Regions from separate parts of the Homo sapiens genome. Here all the other regions are linked to region 3. Evidence: chromatin contacts called from ENCODE Hi-C or POLR2A ChIA-PET data. All regions are on one chromosome and are shown on one strand. Each heading gives the region's core, a stretch centred on a gene start or an enhancer-like site at or near the end of the contact. The rest is flanking DNA. Distances are from core to core; before and after follow the strand shown. Region 1 holds the start of CNPPD1 (cyclin Pas1/PHO80 domain containing 1). Region 2 holds the start of GMPPA (GDP-mannose pyrophosphorylase A). Region 3 holds the start of CUL3 (cullin 3). Region 4 holds the start of DNPEP-AS1 (DNPEP antisense RNA 1). Region 5 holds the start of PNKD (PNKD metallo-beta-lactamase domain containing). Region 6 holds the start of FBXO36 (F-box protein 36).

Region 1 (2,700 bases), core at 26-2,525, 5.4 Mb before region 3:
CTGGAGCAGTTCGACAGCAATGTCTGCAAGGGACAGAAGGAAGGCCGAGTGAGCAAACAAGCACCCACACCCAACACACCAGTCCCCACTGCTAGCAGAAGACCCAGATCTGTATTTTCTGAGGCCTTGGGGACAGGACCATAGTAACAAAATAGAGATCAAATTCTCACACACTGAGACAAAAAGCCCATTCCAAGTTCGAATTTCAGCTCATTCTAACAGGAAAGCTTATTGCCCTGTCACATCAAACTATCCAGATTTATCTGTCACTGCTGTTCATCTGTGGCATAAACATGCCTTGTTTACTTGGGGAACATATGATGGATATCCTTCGAAAATTAGCTTTTCAATATATAAATCAAGAGTGATTTGTATAGATATATGTGGCAGCAATGTTTTTTATTCATTTGGGCTAAAAGAATGGGAAATGCAAACTGCCCTCTTGAACCAAGTACCAACGAGCTAGCAATGAAGAGACAGTGTAGCCACGGGGCAAACCTCGAGCCATTTTCTGCCTGATGACAATCCCATTTTCATGCTTCTCACTTGTCCAGTCACACAACACTGCCTAACCTGCCACCGGGCTGGAGAGCTCCTCCAGGCTACAGTCGGCTTCCCAGTCCCAGCCATAGTAGAGCCTCCTTCGGATCCGGGCACTCAGCTTCTGGTGTCCTGGGAGGAACTGAAACAGGGCAGGGGCAGCGGAGGGTGAAGGGCACGGAAAGGTATGATGCAGATCCTGGCTCTGGGCTGGAAGGCGGGGCAGGGGACAGGCCGGCCTCGCTGCTAGGGGGCCCGTGCCTTACCCAGACCCGCGTTCTGTAAATCGCTTGCCAATGGCAGCCTGGTCCATAGAGGGAGGAATGCCCCCACCCCCATCGAGGGTTCCCCGGGAGAAGTTCTCCGAGAAGGGCCCTCGTGTGGCCACCCCTACGCCCATTCCTATACTCCGCGGCTCTCCCTCCCGGCCCAAGCAGCCGCGGCCTCAAGGAAGCACTGCTCGAGCAGCTGCCGCCCAGTCCCGGCACAGCAGTCAGGCGAGCTCGCAGCGCCGCTCAGGCCGGGAGGGGCGCGCCGGGAGGCCGGGGAGGGGGCGGGACCCCCACTCACCGTGAAGTCCTGGAAGCCGGCGAGGGAGAAGGTGCCTTCTTCGTCCAGCAGGAGCCCGGTCAGGTCCATCGCGCCGCCAGTCGCCGCCCTGCGAAGGTGAACGGAAGGAAACGAGTTGTAGGGGGCTCGCGGAGCTGTCCTTGCCCGCCTGTCCACCTGCCAGCCTGCCTCCCCGGGGCGGGCCGCCGTCCTCGCCCTCGCCCTCGCAGCTCCCTCCCCCCGGCGGCGGAAGGCGGGGCCCGGGCTGAACTGGGCGCCTCTTCCTGTTCCGCCCCGGGCTTGGCGCGGCGCGCGGGGGCCCTAGGCCCGGGAAGGGAGGTGTCAAGCGTCCGTGCGACGCTCACCTCGCGGAGCAGAAAGGAGATGCGGCTGCGAGGCGCGTACTCCGCCTGTGCCGCGTCCGCCCGGCGTTTACAAGCCGCGGGGGTGCCGCCTGCAAGTCAGCGCCTGGCACTTCCTGCCGCCCATCTGGCCCAGCCTCCCGCCCCGACCCGCGGGCAGGAACCGGACTCGAACTCCTGGTCTCACGGAACGTGGCCAAGCCCCAGGCGCCTCTGAGAAATGGGGACAATTCGTAGGGGGGACCACGCCGCACTGAGGATGAACAAGCCAGGCGTAGCAATGGAGAAGTTAATGTGAATAAGACGAAACGCACAACAGGAAGTTGTTCCCAGTTGCTTTTTAGGAGAGATATTATACATACTCAGCAATGCATATGAAAAGCGTCTGAAAGGACACACAGGAAATTTAGCAGTGGGTGAACTATGAAAAGGAAGAGAAACTCAGGGTGTTTTTTTTTTTTACTGTAATTTGAACTTTTAAACCTAAGGCTACTGAGGAAATTCTGTGATCTTAAGCGAATGTAAGGCCTCAAAACGTGTCAACACGTCCACCCAAAAGTAAACTGCATCTACCCAAGGTTTTGTGTTGAAACCCACCTCCCGCCTCCGATCTCATGCTTGAGTAGGCCGAGGTGGGAAGAAGCTCCGATATGTGGAAGTGGGAAAGTTTAAGGAGATAGGAAAGAAACAACTTTTCTGAGTAGATGTTGTTTTCGAGTCTGTCGAGTCAAGCGCTGGTGTGTGTTTGTTTACCCACTGAGGGGAGGGAACTGGGAGGACCAGTGCGTTGAGGGTTGGTTGAGTAATGGGACGGCCACCGCCCTTCCCGAGCGAGCAGAAGCAGACCCTACCGGGGATACTGGGAATCTGGAAGCCCACTTCCTGCCCCACACGGGGATACCGGGGCAGCACCACACTCCCTAGCCGCCCTGCCTACTGTGGGATAAGAAAACGGGCTCGACTGCCTGGACCTAGACCCGGACTCGGAACCCGGGGTACTTCGTCAACCAGAAAACGAACCTGTGTAGGCGCAGTGTCAGCGGCAGCCGCCGGGGCGCATGCGCGGCCCGCCCTATCCGGGGGGGGGGGGGTTAGGCCGCGTCACGTGACGGGCTCAGCGCTCCGCAGTCACGTGACGCTCGTCCGCAACCTCTGCTGTCCTCCGCGGCGCCCCCTTCCGCCTGACGCGCCCCCGGCGGCGGCCGCGCAGCCCTGGCTCCTCGCGGGCTCGGGCGGCGGCTGCGGCGGG
Region 2 (2,700 bases), core at 135-2,634, 5.1 Mb before region 3:
TTGATCCTCTATTCGACCCCGAGAAGTAGGAGAGGCAGGGATAAGTCCCTTTAACAGCCAAGGAGATGAAACCAGAGAGGCTAATGATTTGCTCAACGTCACACTGCGAGTTTAAATGCATCTGTATTTAGTGCCGGGTATTAGCCGGTGAGGTGATGCCCTGCCTCATCTCCGGGTCCTTCACGGGGTTTCGCTCCCCTTTCCTTCCGCTAGTCCCGACGAAGATTCAAAAGGGACCCGACAACACTAAGGCGCGCAAAGGCACCACCGTGACGCTGACTGCGGAGATCCTGGGAGAGCCTGCGCCCGACGTAGGCTGGACCAAGGACGGGGAGGACATCGAGGAGGATGACAGGCGAGGGCCGGGACCTGCGGCACGGCCAGGGCCTGGGGCTGGAACCTGGGTGGGACTGAGCCCAGAAATCTGGCTGGAGTGACGGGGGCGGGGACTGGGCAGCGAGGAACAGAGCTGGCTAAGGAGCCCCGCCCAGTGCGCCCGTGTACTGACCACGGCTCCGCCCTCCTCCCCGCCGCCCTTCCGCAGGGTGTTCTTCGAGATCGGCAGCACCACCACGACGCTGACCATTCGCCGGGCCACGCCTCAGGACAGCGGCAAGTACGAGGTGTACGTGGAGAACAGCCTGGGCATGGACCAGAGCTTCGCTCGCGTCGACGTGGCCTGAACGGCACCCCCGGACCTTCCGCCCTGGCGCCGAGCCCGGGGGTGGTGGGACCCACAGCCCTCCACCAGCTTGCTTAATAAAGCTGCTCTCTGACCCTCCGCGTCTGTCCTGCTCTTCCGCGTCGCCATTCCCTCTCCCCCGCACCAGCGCCCACACGTATTCCAGACCCCCACGCCAAGGTCACAGCCTGTTGGAGTCACAGGGAGGTCTGGAGAGCGCCTAGCGCCGTGCTGCATTTCAGACAGTCAAACTGATAAGAGTTGCCCTCGCCGTCCAAGGCGCCCTCACTTCCCAGCGGTACCGCCGGCTGGGCCTGGGACTCCGCCTTCTCCGCTTTTGAGCGCCTCCAGCCCCAGCCCCTTGTGGCTGTTTGCCCCTGGCCCCGCCCCTTCCAGGGCTGGCCACACACCCCTGCTGTCCTTAGTCCCGTTTTCCTGTGGGACCCAGTTCCTCACTTCGGCTGCTGCCCCGAGGCCGATTCCCCAACAGCTCGGGTCCCAGTCTTAAGTTCCAGGCTGGGCTTCTCAGGCCCCACCCTTCTTCGCATTTAACCCCGCCCCGCGATCCCTTGGTCACACCCCTGGACTTCAGCACCTCTTTCCTCTCCCATAAAGTTAGAAAGCGGGTAAAGGGTCAGACTACAATTCCCGGCAGACCCTGCGAATGAGTTCTCGCGACTTGCGAGAAGACACGTGCGCGGAAGGAGCTTGCAGTAGCGGGCGGCAGAGCTGGAGTGAAGGGAGCTAGTGGTAAAGGGAGCTGGTGGAGGGGTGGCGGCAGGGGTAAGGGGCAGGGGACACCCTCTAGACGGAGAGCGGGCTCCGAGGTCCTGGCTGGCCCTCGGTGCGCCCGCCCCTGTGTTGGTCCCACAATCCCTGGCAATGAGAGGCCAGGGTTTATTGGACAGAGTCAGTTGTGGGGTTCAGAGGGTCAGCAATCAATCAATCCTCCGAATCCAGAGATTTAGACCCAGTCGTCCGTATTAGGACTGGAGGGGGGTCAATAGGTTCAGTGTTTGAGATGCCAAGGGAACCTGTCTTTTGATTTGGGGTTCAACATACAGAGGTTAGTTTTAGGATTCATGTTTAGCATATAGAGGATTTTTGCTGGGATTAGGGGTTCTTCAAATTCAGATCAGTGTTAGTTCAGTACTTGGGGATTACGTTCAGGATTTAAGTTAAATATCTGAGGCTCACTCAGGGTTTGCTGTCCAATATTCAGGGTTCACTATTGGGGTTCAGGGCTTAATATCTAGAATGAAGACGCAACACTTTGGGAATTTGAGGCTTCAGTATTTTGAGGTTTGGGTCTGAGAAGGGAGTCTCTGCCAGGTTTCTGAATTTGCAGAATTTGTTCATGGCCAGAGGGAAGTCTTTTAGAGATCAAATTGTGGGGTGTGAATTTCAGAATTTGGGAGGAATCACTGTGAGGTTTGAAGGCCGACTGGAATCTGGGTTGGGATTTGAGATGTGTGGGATTTGTGAGGTTCTGTCCAGGCAGGGACTATATTGAGCTTTGGGTTTACATCTTGGGGGAGGGCTAAGTGCTGCTATTTGGGGTTTGGGGTTTGGTTGGGGTGTGAGATCTGAGCTTGATTTCTCTGCTGGGATTTGAGATGTGTGGGATTTGTGAGGTGTTGGGTCCAGGCAGAGACTATATTGAGCTTTGGGTTTACATCTTGGGAGAGGGCTAAGTGTTGCTATTTGGGTTTTGGGGCTTGGTTGGGGTAGGAGATCTGAGCTTGATTTCTCTGTTGGAATTTGAAGTTTAGGTAGCAGTCACCATTATGCTCAAAGCGGTGATCCTGATTGGAGGCCCTCAAAAGGGTGAGGTGCCAGGGGAATGGGGGGAGGAGGTTGGGCTGGAGTGGTAGGCGGGATGGGGGCAGAGGAAGGCAGGAGGCCGAAATGTTCTCCTCTCTCCTCTCCCAGGAACTCGCTTCAGACCTTTGTCTTTTGAGGTGCCCAAACCATTGTTTCCTGTGGCAGGGGTCCCTATGATCCAACACCATATTGAA
Region 3 (2,700 bases), core at 108-2,607:
AGGCAAGTATGCCCAGTTCGTTAACAGTACATTTTAATTGCTTGCCACGGGGAAGCTGAACCAGATTTGACACCCAAAGTTATATCCTATATACTAAACATCGCAAGGGTACGACTCAACGTAATGCCAAAAAAGAAAAAGTTTCTGAGCAGAACACGTTTGCTGTCACTGAAAGCGATGAAACAAAGCTACTCCGCAAGGCGACTACACTCATTCTTTGGGCTCCCAAGGCTGAGAAATGGAGAACCAATTGGCCGGTTTGCTCTCTGTTGCTTCCCCCCCACCCGGCCTTCCTCCGAGTGGCGAGGCAATCCTGCACAAGAGTTTGTAAAGTGCTTAGGAAGCTTGTAGGATGAAAGACGCTATAAATACACCCAATGTTACTAGTTTATGACCACGGAGCATTCCGTGGAACCACTGTCACTGCGTCGGGGGCAGGTTGATGGCATAGACCTTCCTGGGGAGGGGGGCAGAGAGAGAGGGCAGCCCCTTCATCACCCTAAAAGCTAGGCTGGGTAAATTTTCAAAGTGTAGCGAAACCCCACGTGAAAAGTTCCACACACGCCCCACACAGGGAGGACTCCGCGGCTGCTAGCAGCGCCGGAGACTGGGCCTACAACCCCGGCAACGTGGGGAGGCGTGGGGCGGCCGAGGGGCCCCGGCCGCAGCCGACGCCCGCGGAGCGGCTGAAGGAGCAGCTCCCGGACGGGGGCGCGGCGCCAGGCCCGGGCTCCCGGCGCGGGGAACGGCCCGGGAGGGCGGCCGCGCCGGGGCCCCGCGCCGCCCGGTTGCCGGGAAGGCTCGCGCCCCGCGGCCGGCGGGCGTGGGGGAGGGGAGGCCGGGCCTGCGGCCTGTTGGGGGACTTCAGCCCGGGCCTCGCGTGCGGCTCTCGGCCCGGCCCCCGGCCCCGGGGTCCCGGACGCCGAGGAGAGACTCACCGGAAAGGCCCGGATCCGCATCTTGGTGTCCTTCCGGCTGCCCGTGCCTTTGCTCAGATTCGACATGGTGCTCGTCCCCTCCCCGGCGGCGGCTTCAGGTCGCGCTCCGCGACGCCGGTGTCACATTTAAGGCGGGCAGGCAGGCTAGGGGCGACGCTGGGGGCGGCGGCGGCGCGACCCCCGGGCAGGGCTGGGGAGCTGGCCGGCCCCTGGGCAGCCGCGGCGGCGGCGGGGGCGGCGGCGGCGGCGGCGGCGGCTCGGACTCTGGCGACTCCGATGCGGCTGGGGGGCTGCGCTGGCGCGGCGGCTCCGCGGGGTCCCCCTCACGTCCGGCTCGGCTCCCTTTATCGCGCTCCTCCGCGATGGCGGCGGCGGCGGCGACGGACAAACATCTCACTGCGCAGGCCGAACGTCGTCCTCCTCCTCCTCCTTCTCCTCCTCCGCCTGAGCGAGACGAGATCCGGCCCAGAGGGTGGAGGGGGGAGGAGGGAGGGAGGAGAGCCGGAGAGTGAGAGATGCCGGGGGAGGGAGGTGGGAGGACGGGAGGGGGAGCCCGGCGGCCGCCGCGGGGGACGCTCAGATCTCGCGAGAAGAGGGCGAGCGCGCTGCCCCCCTGGTGGGCGGGGCGAAGCCCGGGAGAGGGTGGGCGCCACCGGAGGGGAGGAGGGGAACAGGGAACTGAAGGAAGTGGGAGGGGCCGGCGGGGCGGGGAAGCGGAAAGGGGGCGTGGCTGAGGGCGGGAGGATTAAGCTGCCTTTTTGAAAGTGGAGCGCCAGGTCCCGGGTTCTGGGTGGAGGTGGTTGCTGATTGGTGGAGCTCGGAGCGGCGGTTGGGAGGGTCCTGGTCACATGGTGGGGAGTGGGAGGGGGGAAGTTCGGAGAGCGGGAGCGGGATGGTAGTGGGCTGGGCCCCACTGGGCTGGGACAGCAGGAGGATAGTCTTGAGGAGGAGCGTGGGGTGCTAGATGTGTAACTACGTCCCGAACTGGTTCCTGTGTTTTTCTAGGGCATGTGGACTAGGGATGGGTACTTGAGTAGAAGCCTGCAACTTGAAGAGTTTGTGCAGGAGTTAGCTGCAGTGTCGGAAATTAGTGTCCTGTATGCTCAACAAGGTATTCGGACTGGGTGTGCACACCACAGCTCTCAGGACTGGAAGGTGGAAATTTAATCTACGAAGTTCCCTTAAACTGCATAAGCTTCGGGACCTCTTGATTCACTGATATTTTCTGGTGGACCCAGGGCTTATTCATGTTAAAACCTGTTTTTCATTACCATCAGAATAAACTGACAGCTCCATTAATGAAATGCAGCATTTGGTAAATAATGTTAAGTGGAATGATAGAAACCTATCTTTAACCTACCGGATAAATCATTTCTACCATTACCAAGAGTATTGTAGATTTTTAAAGCCAAAATTACCGTCTGATTCAGTTGCTGTATATTTGAAAAGGTTTTGGCTTTTGGTTTTGGAGGAGAGGCGTTTGGTCGCTTTATAGTCAAAATGTCTAATTTGACTTATCGGTTTTGCTGTCCATTTGTTATGAATTGTACTTCCTCATTTACCTACTTGCCCAATTGCTGTTATGTTTGGGTTTCTGACTCTGCAAGGGAATACGTGAGTTCTTATTAAAGTTTGTGTTCTTCCTATTTTAAAGAAGCATATGTTTGGGGGATGGATATCTACATTTAGAAGCTGGAATTTTAATACTTTTAAATAGCAAACAATATAAAGTGAAATACACTTATTTGTTGACTGTAAGGTT
Region 4 (2,700 bases), core at 146-2,645, 5.2 Mb before region 3:
GGATGCTCAGACTTTTACAAGGTCTGGGACCCCTGACCTTTCACCCAGGTTCCGAGGATTCTCCCATCCCCACCCCCAGAAGTGACCACTCTAAGGCACAGACCTCTGCTTCCGCCCGTCCCCACCGAGAGACCCAAACCCAGGGCTGAAACTCCGTTGAAAGCTTCAGCCCGCCGGCCCAGGATCATGAGCCAGGCCCGCCCCTTAATCCGAACTTTAGCCCGACTCCCTAAGTCCCGCCCCCATGTCCCTGCCCAGCTAGGAAATCCTGTTCTGCTCCCAAACTCCGGGATCCCAAGCGGGCCCCATACTCTGAGGCGGCCTGCATCACGTGCGCGTACCCAGCCCGGAGCCAAAGCCCTGTACCCCAAGGAGCACCCTGACTCCTCTCTCGCACCCACCTAGTCTCTCGCAGGACTCCCCCTTCCAGTCCCGGGAAAGTCGTCAGGTCACCCTCCGCGGGGCTTTCGGTTTCGCTTTGGGTCAGGCGGCCCCACTGCAGCACCGCGCTAAGCTTGGGCCCCGGAGGGCGCCGGACCCGGTCTGGGATCGAAATTCAAGTGGGGCCGTCGGGAGCCACTTACCTGCATGGCCCCGCGCGTGGGGCTGTGTCCGCTCATCTGGCCTCCGGGCTCGGCCCGCCCCCACCGCGCCGCCTGCCCCGCCCCTCACTAGCTTTGCAGGTCCCCCGCGTGCCCCTTCAGGCCGCGCCGCACTCGTAGGCCTTCATCACGCTTCCCCGGCCGCGCCGCCCCGCCCCATGTTTGGCCTCCCCGCCCACCTCTCCCCGCCCCTCGGCATCCGCCCCGCCCACCTCGGTCAGCCCCGCCCCTCGGCGGGCTTACCCTGTCCGCTCCGCCCCTCGCTGGGCACCACCACCCGCCTTGCCCCGCCCTTGCCCCGCCCCTAGCTTGGCCGCACCGCCCGCCCCGCCCCGCCCCTCGCCAGGAAGCACCGCCCGCCCTGCCCCTCGCAGGGCTGCACCGCCCGCCCCGCCCCTCGTCAAGCTTCCTCGTCCGCCCCGCCTCTCGCCAGGCTGCACCGCCCTCCCCGCTTTGTCCCGCCCCTCACCAGGTTTCCCCCATCCGCTCCGGCCCTCGCTGTACCCCACTACTCGCCCTGCCCCCGCCCTTGCTCCGCCCCGCCCTTCGTCAGGCCTCCTTGCGCTCCCCGCCCCTTGTCAGGCCGTGCCGCCCACCCCGCCCCGCTCCTCGCCAGGCTGCTCCACCCGCCCCGCCGCTCGTCACGCTTCCTCGTCCGCCCCGCCCCTCGCTAGGCTGCACCGCCCGCCCCGCTTCCGCCCCATCCCTCTCCAGGCCGCGCCTCCGCCTCCGGCCCGCCCTCGTCTCCGCCCCTGCGGGGGCTGCTCGTTAGGCCCCGCCCTGCACCCCCGTCACCCACGCCGCGCGACCCGCAGCCGCCGCCAGGGCCCTCTGCTGCCGCGGAGGTGCTAGGACAGCCGCGGACGGCCCGCCTCCCCGTGCCCCGGGCCTCGAGGCCAATAAAAAGCTCGCCCCTCCAGCTCACCGGGTCCGACGGGTACGGTACAAAGTGCTGTCTCTCGCCACAGCCACCTTTGTGACAATAAAAGCAATAAGGCTAATGTCCATGGGGCGCTCACGGTGAGCTTTAGCTTTATGATAAAGATTGGCCTGTTACCTCGTTTAATCTTCACAACTGCCCCATCAACTATGTACTCTTACTGTCCCCAGTTTATGCATGAACAGAGAAAGCTGAGATACGGAGACTAGTGATCCGTCGAGGTAATAAACGGCACAGGTGGGGTTTGAACTCCATCAGTTTGATTGCAGAGGCCTGGAACAACCCTACAGCCTTCTCTCAGATCTTTTCTGGACCTTTTTCTATGCGCTTTGGTAAGTGTTATGTTACACGGGAGGTCCACAAGGGACACAGAAGTTGACTTGCCCAAGATCACATAGCTGTTTGGGTGGATCTGGGATTTGACTCTGATATCTGTGCCCTTTCCATTTGTTAAAAACAACAGAAAAACAAATTCCACATTATTGGCAGTTCCAGTATTCCCATGTCAGGAGTAGTGAGTAGCACGTTTAAACCCCATGCACCTTCCTAGCTGCAGGAACTGATCAGGACTCTTGGTGGCCTCTAGATCCAAAACAGGGCCCAGCTACCAGGGGTTCAAACAAAATTCCAGAGATCACAGGTTTATGGAGCAACCTGCCGTTTATATACCTGGGGTGGGGAGTGACAGGGTGGGATGGGGAGAGGCTGGAAAGGTCCTGCAGCCCTCACTTCAAACTAGTAGATATGGCAGGGGAGTTTTCAAGAATTCACCCACTAGGTGCTGGCTTAAATTCATGGCATTCCCTAACCGTTTGTTGAAATACCATTATGGGCCTGGCGCAGTGGCTCACGCCTGTAATCCCAGCACTTTGGGAGGCCGAGGCGGGTAGATCACTTGAGGTCAGGAGTTCGTGACCAGTCTGACCAACATGGTGAAACCCCGTCTCTACAAAAAATACAAAAATTAGCCGGGTGTAGTGGCACGTGCCTGTAATCCCAGCAGCTACTTGGGAGGCTGAGGCAAGAGAATCGCTTGAACCCGGGAGGTGGAGGTTGCAGTGAGCTGAGATCGTGCCACTGCACTCCAGCCTGGGCGACAGAGTGAGATTCTGTCTCAATAAATAAATAAATAAAATTATGTATAAAGCTCAATGCTGA
Region 5 (2,700 bases), core at 175-2,674, 6.3 Mb before region 3:
AGTGCTGGGATTTCAGGAGTGAGCCACCACGCCCGGCCAAAGATAACTTTTTAAAAGAAAACTAAGAGGTTAATCAAGGTTAACTGGCAAAGTAGAGGGTGTCTCGACTGATGCCAGAAGCCAAGCAATCATCCATTCTGCCACACTTTCCCACCTGTGGGCTCCTCCAGCGCAAGGCCAGCATCTTGCCCATCTCTGTGTCCCCCATAACGTTCTGTCCATGGCTGATGTTTAATGCTTACACGCCCACCTAAACTGATTTGAGGTGGATCGCCTCAAAGACCTACCTGAGTGCAATGCAAAGGTGACCTCGCTATCGTCGGGGCCCTCCATGCTGCCGACCACCCCTTCCTGGGGTTCTAGAACCCAGCCCTCTTCGTTGCCCTCTTCCTCCTCTTCTTCCTCAAAGTCCACATCTTCCATCTCCTGGGCCAGGTCATCTGCTTTGGGGAGAGGGTTAGAAGATGGGGCTCGGGAGGCGGTAAGAGGTACGGAGAGAAGCATGAGGAGGCCTGAGGCTGGGGCGGGTCATGTGGCGAGAAGGGAAGGTGGAGTCAGACACACCGGGGTCCGCGGGGGCGCGCGGGACACAGGACGGGAGGCCACGGCTGGCCAGAGACCGTGCGGTAAGGGAGGGCCAAGGGGATGATGGGAAGGGGGTGTGTGAGGGGAAGGGCCAGAGGAGGCGTCAGGGAACCCCCACCCCAGCCAGGCCTGAGAACTAAGTGTGAGGGTGGGAGTGGGGGAGGAGGGGAAGAGGGATATCGGTAGGAATGACCAGTCGGGTGTGGAGGGGAGCGGGGAAAAGCAGGAGTCAGAGGCCAGGGGTGAGCGTCTCCTGTCCCATGGCCTGAGGAGCGGCAGTTCTCACCTGGGTCCGGCGGACCGGGATCAAGTTCTACCACCTCGATAATCTCTTCATCACCATGGAAGCTTAGGGTCTCCAGTGGGGGGGTGTCAGCAGCAGCCCCGCTTTCCGATTCGGACTCCATGCGGCGCAAGCGGCGGATCCACTTCTCTGGGCCCAAACGCCTCCCAGAGTCAGCTCTGCGCGACGACGCGGAACTCGAGCCCCTCCTCCCGGCAGGAAGTAGGCGTAGGCGACTCCCCAGCAGGAAGAGCGACGGCCGTTCGGCCAATAGCTACGAAGGTTGGCTGGCCGCCTCACCAATCACAGAGCGGCATTGGAAGATGGGGCCGGGGCGTGGCGGAGAGAACCCAAACTCCGCCCCACCTGACTCCGCCCCCAACTGGAGGGAAACAAGCGAGCGCGCGCGCCTCCGGGGTCTCCTGGGAAGAGTAGTTCTCCTGGGTCCGCTCTGCGGGCTTCTGGGAGATGTAGTTTCTGGTCTGTAGGCAGGACGGAAGGAGCGGGGGAGGCCCCTTACGCAAACTACAATTCCCGGCGGGGAGCGCGGTGAAGCGGGGGTGGGATCTGAACATGGCGGCGGTGGTAGCTGCTACGGCGCTGAAGGGCCGGGGGGCGAGAAATGCCCGCGTCCTCCGGGGTAAGGAGAGGGACCCCGGGGAGGGCAGGACTGCAGAAGATCCCTTTTCTTTCACGTCCAGCCCGACGATAGCAGGAGGTCAGGGCTCTTGGTTCCTCCCCACACTTTTCTGCAAGATCTTAGAGTCTGGGGGTGCAGAGATGCTCTTTAGAGGTCACCCAGTGCATCCCCCCGCCTTCGGGTTGCTCGACACCTCCGGGGTCTTGCTGCAAGAGGGAGCTCCTAGGAAGCCTGTTGGACTCCCGCGCTCCAGGTGTTTCACACTCACCGCAGTGCAGAGGAAAGAGCCCCGGGCTTCTGGAGGTTTGAGTTCCAGCCCCGGATAATTAGCAGTTTGACCTTGGGCAAAGCAGTTTTTCTCTCAGGGCTTCAGTTTCCTCTTCCGTACAGTGCAAGGGATGGAGTAGACTATCTTTAAGGTCCCTTCCAGTGCTAACATTTGCAGTTTCAAAACCTTTTCCCGGATTTCCTTCATACGTCTTATGTGAGTCCCACTGCAGTCCTTCCCATGCTGTCGTCTGAGGAAGAACAGCGAAGCTTTTCGTCCTGGCACCAGGGTGATGAGCCCGCAGTGACGTGGAAGTGGCTTCCAAAGGTGCCACCTCGGTGGCGATTTTCCCATTTCCCTTTGGATTCTCCTTGGCACTTCTTACTTCAGACTGCAGTCACTCCCCTTCCCCAGATCTCAGCCGCTCCTCCCAAGCCCTTACTGCCCCCCACCTCCCCGCTTGCTTTCTTCTCATCTCTTCTTACTGACCTTCCTTACCTCCATCCACAGGGATTCTCGCAGGAGCCACAGCTAACAAGGCTTCTCATAACAGGACCCGGGCCCTGCAAAGCCACAGCTCCCCAGAGGGCAAGGAGGAACCTGAACCCCTATCCCCGGAGCTGGAATACATTCCCAGAAAGAGGGGCAAGAACCCCATGAAAGCTGTGGGACTGGCCTGGTGAGTTTTAACCACCCCTTTGCCCACCAACGGGGCGTGGCTTGTAGGGGAGGGCAGGACTTAGAAACTTCTCCAAGTTTCAGGTGGCGAGCTGAATCCAAAGTTGTGGGAACAGAATTGTTGGGTTCGATTGGAATCTCAGAGGGGTGGGGCAGTGGAGGTGGGAAAGTATGTGGAATTGAGAAGACAGTGGGTTTACTGTGGAGTAAGCTGAGTTGATCTGATTCAGACTTGGGTCCCTGGCC
Region 6 (2,700 bases), core at 88-2,587, 5.3 Mb after region 3:
CCTCAACTTCCCACGGCTTAAAAAACTGCCCCGCGCAGACCCCGTCTCCGGGCTCGCCCTCCCTCAACCGTCCCTCGCCGTCCCCCTGGGCAGGAAACCCCTTACTGCGGTCTAAAGTCTCTCTGGCCTCTCCCTTCTCTGACCCTCGCTTCCCACAACTGTTGTCACTGGAGCTGCTTCCTAGTTTCCATTTCCGGGCCGTCCACGGCCCCGGAGCCTCCCCTTTCCCGATTTCCGGGCCCCTCGTCCCATTTCCGGGGAACCCTTGCCGTCTTCACACCCCCCACCTGCACTTCCGGCCCCCCACTTTCTCTCTTCCCAGACACCCTCCAAGCTCCAAAGCCCACTTCCGGCCCCCCTTGGTCCCCGCCGAGCTCCCCAACACCCGCAAGCCTTACCCCGGTTCTGTGAAGGGCCCTCCTCATTGCGGGAAGCCGGAGGAGGGACCCAGCGACCCCTACCTCCCGCCAGGCCCCGGTCCCTCCGGCCGCGGCCGCCCTCGAGCGTCTCTCCCGTCCACCCCCGGCCCGGTCCTTCCGCGGCCCCGCCGCCGCCGGCGCCGGGAGCAGGCCAAGCGGGGGCCGAATCGCGGCGATGACACAACCGGGCTTCCTGGGACTTTCTGTTCCAGCTCCTCCCCCCGCCCCCCCAACCCCTCAGCTGGCCCCCTCCCCCAAGGCTTGCCCCCGCCGCCCAGAGCTGCGCCCCAATTACCTAGTTAGGCCCCAAAGTCTCCGGTCCGGACTCGGTGGCGCGGCAGTAACTTCCACTAGCTCCCCCCACCCCCCCCAGCGGCGCGGCGGCGGCGGCTCCGGGTTCCTTCAATTATCAGCTGAGCCGCAGCACCGCGCCCGGCGTGCGCCTCCGCCCGTGCCGCCTCCCTCCCCGCCTGCTCTGACACCCTCGGGGAACTACTTTGTCCTCGGGCTCCGGTTACGGGCTCGTCCGCGGGACCGGCACCGCTGCCTACTGGCGGCCCATCACATCGCCCCTCCCTCCCACGCCTCCCGGCTCGACTCTCTCAGCAGCCTCCGATCTCCGCCCGATCCCTTCGAGGGACCAGGAAGGGGACTGTGGAGATCTACTTGGTATCCCTCCGCCGGGGTCACCCCCTCCCCTCCGTGGTAGCAGGAACTAATTCCCCCTCGGGTCACCCGGGACCTGGAGCTGGAAATTTCACGGATCAGGGTTCCCTAAGACCCTTGGAAGAGGGGACGATCGCCCCAAGTTAGAAATCCTTCTGCCAGCTCATAAGCGTGGTTCAATTTAAACTAGGGTTTTGGCCCCTTGACCCCAACCAAGCCCCGCCCCTTCCTGGTTGTCTTAGCGACGGCGGTGGCGTCCCAAGATGGCGTCGTGGCTGCCGGAGACTCTCTTTGAAACTGTAGGACAAGGCCCGCCGCCTAGCAAAGACTATTACCAGTTACTGGTCACCCGGTCTCAGGCAAGTGCGAGCCGCGGTTTACCCTCTCTCCTAACTCCCTACCTGGCCCGGTTGGGGCCCGGGACGCAGGCTGTGCTAGGCCAAGAGCAACCGTAGCCCGCCGGAAGCGCCCAGTCCCGGCTCCGCGCCGGGAGATTTTCCTCGTCACCTCGGCCTCCTCGGTCCGACGGCCCGCGTGTCCCTGCTCTCCCCGAGCCCGGCTAGTCCCTGGCAAGCCTTCTCTGCCTCCCCGCGGTGCCGCGTGCTCCTTTCCCGCCACCCCGGCTTCTTACCCGTAGAGTTTCCTCCGCGCGAAGAGGAAAACGGGCGTCTCCGGCTTGCGTGCGGCCTCACCTCAGCGTGAGAAGGAGGGAAAGAACGACTCAGCCAAGTGTCCCAAGGAGGAGCCGGCTAGGGAGGGGAAAAGGAGATTGCCTCTTTTCCAGGATAGGAATTAATCATGGAGAATTTTATAAATCTCTTTGTGGCCTTTACGCGTGCCACGGCCACATCAAAACTTAGTTATTTCTAGTAGCAACTGACGATTGGGAGCTCTTACCTTTTGGAGTCCCTTCTATCCCATTGAAAGTGTGCGGGTGGTGGTATAAAAATGTTTCAGCTGCTCTGCGCTTCAGCCCCACCCATAATGACATCTGCTCCACAACAATAAGACCGAGGATTATATTATCTCCAAAGTAACCATCGGCCTATTTTTATGCCTACTTTGGTTATTGAAGGTGGGCTTTTGGATGATTTACTGTGTCCATGAAATTCTCAACTTGAGCGGGGCCTCCATTGGGAAGACGTTTCTAATCCTGGCTGAGTTTACGCCTGTCACTGAGTTATTCATGCACCCTGCCCTTTCAATAGATACTATTCCTATAAAATGAAATTTAGAAGTTTGTATATATTTGTTTTGGTGTGCATATTGATCATTCCCTCAGTTTTTCCAGGAGCCCTTAAACAAAATAGGTAATGAGTTAATTTTTTTATATTTTTGAAAGCATCTTTTAAAATATAAATGTTAATATATATTTTTTAATTTAAGATTTAGAAATATTACAAATGTAAAATCAGCCTGTCCAAAAAAAATTTTTTTTAAAACAGTACTGCTCCTTGCGGAGCAGGGCTAATTCATAGGCAGTGGGCCCAGGGTCAGACTCAAATTTTTAATTAAACTGTTCTTAGGGGGTTTTGCACATTTAGTGATGTATGAAATACTGAAAGGTATCCTTTTCTGTACTTTTTTTTTGGTGTTGTTTTTTTTTTTTTTTTTT

The links. A loop is a pair of places that touch in the nucleus more often than their neighbours do. ChIA-PET counts read pairs that join two places held with the same protein, here RNA polymerase II (POLR2A). Pooled maps may share reads with other maps.
Region 1: a loop to region 3 is called in a pooled map, with 18 times the contacts of the local background. The contact joins the promoter of CNPPD1 here to the promoter of CUL3 in region 3. A Hi-C loop is called at or near these places in 7 of 50 pooled maps.
Region 2: a loop to region 3 is called in a map of CD8-positive, alpha-beta T cell, with 28 times the contacts of the local background. The contact joins the promoter of GMPPA here to the promoter of CUL3 in region 3. A Hi-C loop is called at or near these places in 1 of 168 maps with a recorded cell type or tissue (CD8-positive, alpha-beta T cell) and 7 of 50 pooled maps. POLR2A ChIA-PET finds 5 or more read pairs at or near these places in 1 of 52 experiments (T-cell).
Region 4: a map of dorsolateral prefrontal cortex shows a loop between it and region 3 (32-fold over the local background). The contact joins the promoter of DNPEP-AS1 here to the promoter of CUL3 in region 3. A Hi-C loop is called at or near these places in 2 of 168 maps with a recorded cell type or tissue (dorsolateral prefrontal cortex and naive thymus-derived CD4-positive, alpha-beta T cell), 1 of 37 single-sample maps with no recorded cell type and 11 of 50 pooled maps.
Region 5: a pooled map shows a loop between it and region 3 (17-fold over the local background). The contact joins the promoter of PNKD here to the promoter of CUL3 in region 3. A Hi-C loop is called at or near these places in 3 of 50 pooled maps.
Region 6: a loop to region 3 is called in a map of ascending aorta, with 8 times the contacts of the local background. The contact joins the promoter of FBXO36 here to the promoter of CUL3 in region 3. A Hi-C loop is called at or near these places in 4 of 168 maps with a recorded cell type or tissue (ascending aorta, gastrocnemius medialis and naive thymus-derived CD4-positive, alpha-beta T cell) and 13 of 50 pooled maps.

Annotation. Positions count from the first base shown.
Region 1 is chr2:219,175,650-219,178,349 of GRCh38, forward strand. It overlaps CNPPD1 (cyclin Pas1/PHO80 domain containing 1), which reads right to left and starts at 1,276. Exons shown (of 8, transcript NM_015680.6): 1 at 1,111-1,276; 2 at 574-682; 3 at 1-23. The coding sequence starts at 1,179. It overlaps RETREG2 (reticulophagy regulator family member 2), which reads left to right and starts at 2,626. Exons shown (of 9, transcript NM_024293.6): 1 at 2,626-2,700. RefSeq lists silencers at 898-1,192, 1,031-1,090, 1,211-1,420, 1,491-1,540, 2,531-2,610 and 1 more and an enhancer at 2,321-2,700.
Region 2 is chr2:219,497,507-219,500,206 of GRCh38, forward strand. GMPPA (GDP-mannose pyrophosphorylase A) reads left to right here and starts at 1,385. Exons shown (of 13, transcript NM_013335.4): 1 at 1,385-1,432; 2 at 2,450-2,509; 3 at 2,615-2,700. The coding sequence starts at 2,470. It overlaps SPEGNB (SPEG neighbor), which reads left to right. Exons shown (of 5, transcript NM_001286811.2): 4 at 214-355; 5 at 545-781. The coding sequence ends at 683. The region is part of intron 1 of ASIC4-AS1 (ASIC4 antisense RNA 1); the gene reads right to left. RefSeq lists enhancers at 1-442, 443-1,260, 1,265-1,454 and a silencer at 355-434.
Region 3 is chr2:224,584,006-224,586,705 of GRCh38, forward strand. It overlaps CUL3 (cullin 3), which reads right to left and starts at 1,358. Exons shown (of 16, transcript NM_003590.5): 1 at 939-1,358. The coding sequence starts at 1,004. RefSeq lists silencers at 822-1,081, 1,412-1,831.
Region 4 is chr2:219,387,175-219,389,874 of GRCh38, forward strand. It overlaps DNPEP-AS1 (DNPEP antisense RNA 1), which reads left to right and starts at 1,396. Exons shown (of 4, transcript NR_183823.1): 1 at 1,396-1,622; 2 at 1,713-1,874. It overlaps DNPEP (aspartyl aminopeptidase), which reads right to left and starts at 738. Exons shown (of 15, transcript NM_012100.4): 1 at 585-738. The coding sequence starts at 620. RefSeq lists an enhancer at 1-265 and silencers at 530-769, 790-1,309, 1,390-1,539.
Region 5 is chr2:218,269,095-218,271,794 of GRCh38, forward strand. PNKD (PNKD metallo-beta-lactamase domain containing) reads left to right here and starts at 1,425. Exons shown (of 10, transcript NM_015488.5): 1 at 1,425-1,508; 2 at 2,287-2,455. The coding sequence starts at 1,442. AAMP (angio associated migratory cell protein) reads right to left here and starts at 1,043. Exons shown (of 11, transcript NM_001087.5): 1 at 872-1,043; 2 at 288-440. The coding sequence starts at 992. RefSeq lists enhancers at 1-221, 790-1,109, 1,260-1,639, 1,670-1,719.
Region 6 is chr2:229,921,166-229,923,865 of GRCh38, forward strand. FBXO36 (F-box protein 36) reads left to right here and starts at 1,338. Exons shown (of 4, transcript NM_174899.5): 1 at 1,338-1,444. The coding sequence starts at 1,349. TRIP12 (thyroid hormone receptor interactor 12) reads right to left here and starts at 844. Exons shown (of 42, transcript NM_001348323.3): 1 at 715-844. RefSeq lists enhancers at 1-399, 400-900, 1,557-1,616 and a silencer at 337-726.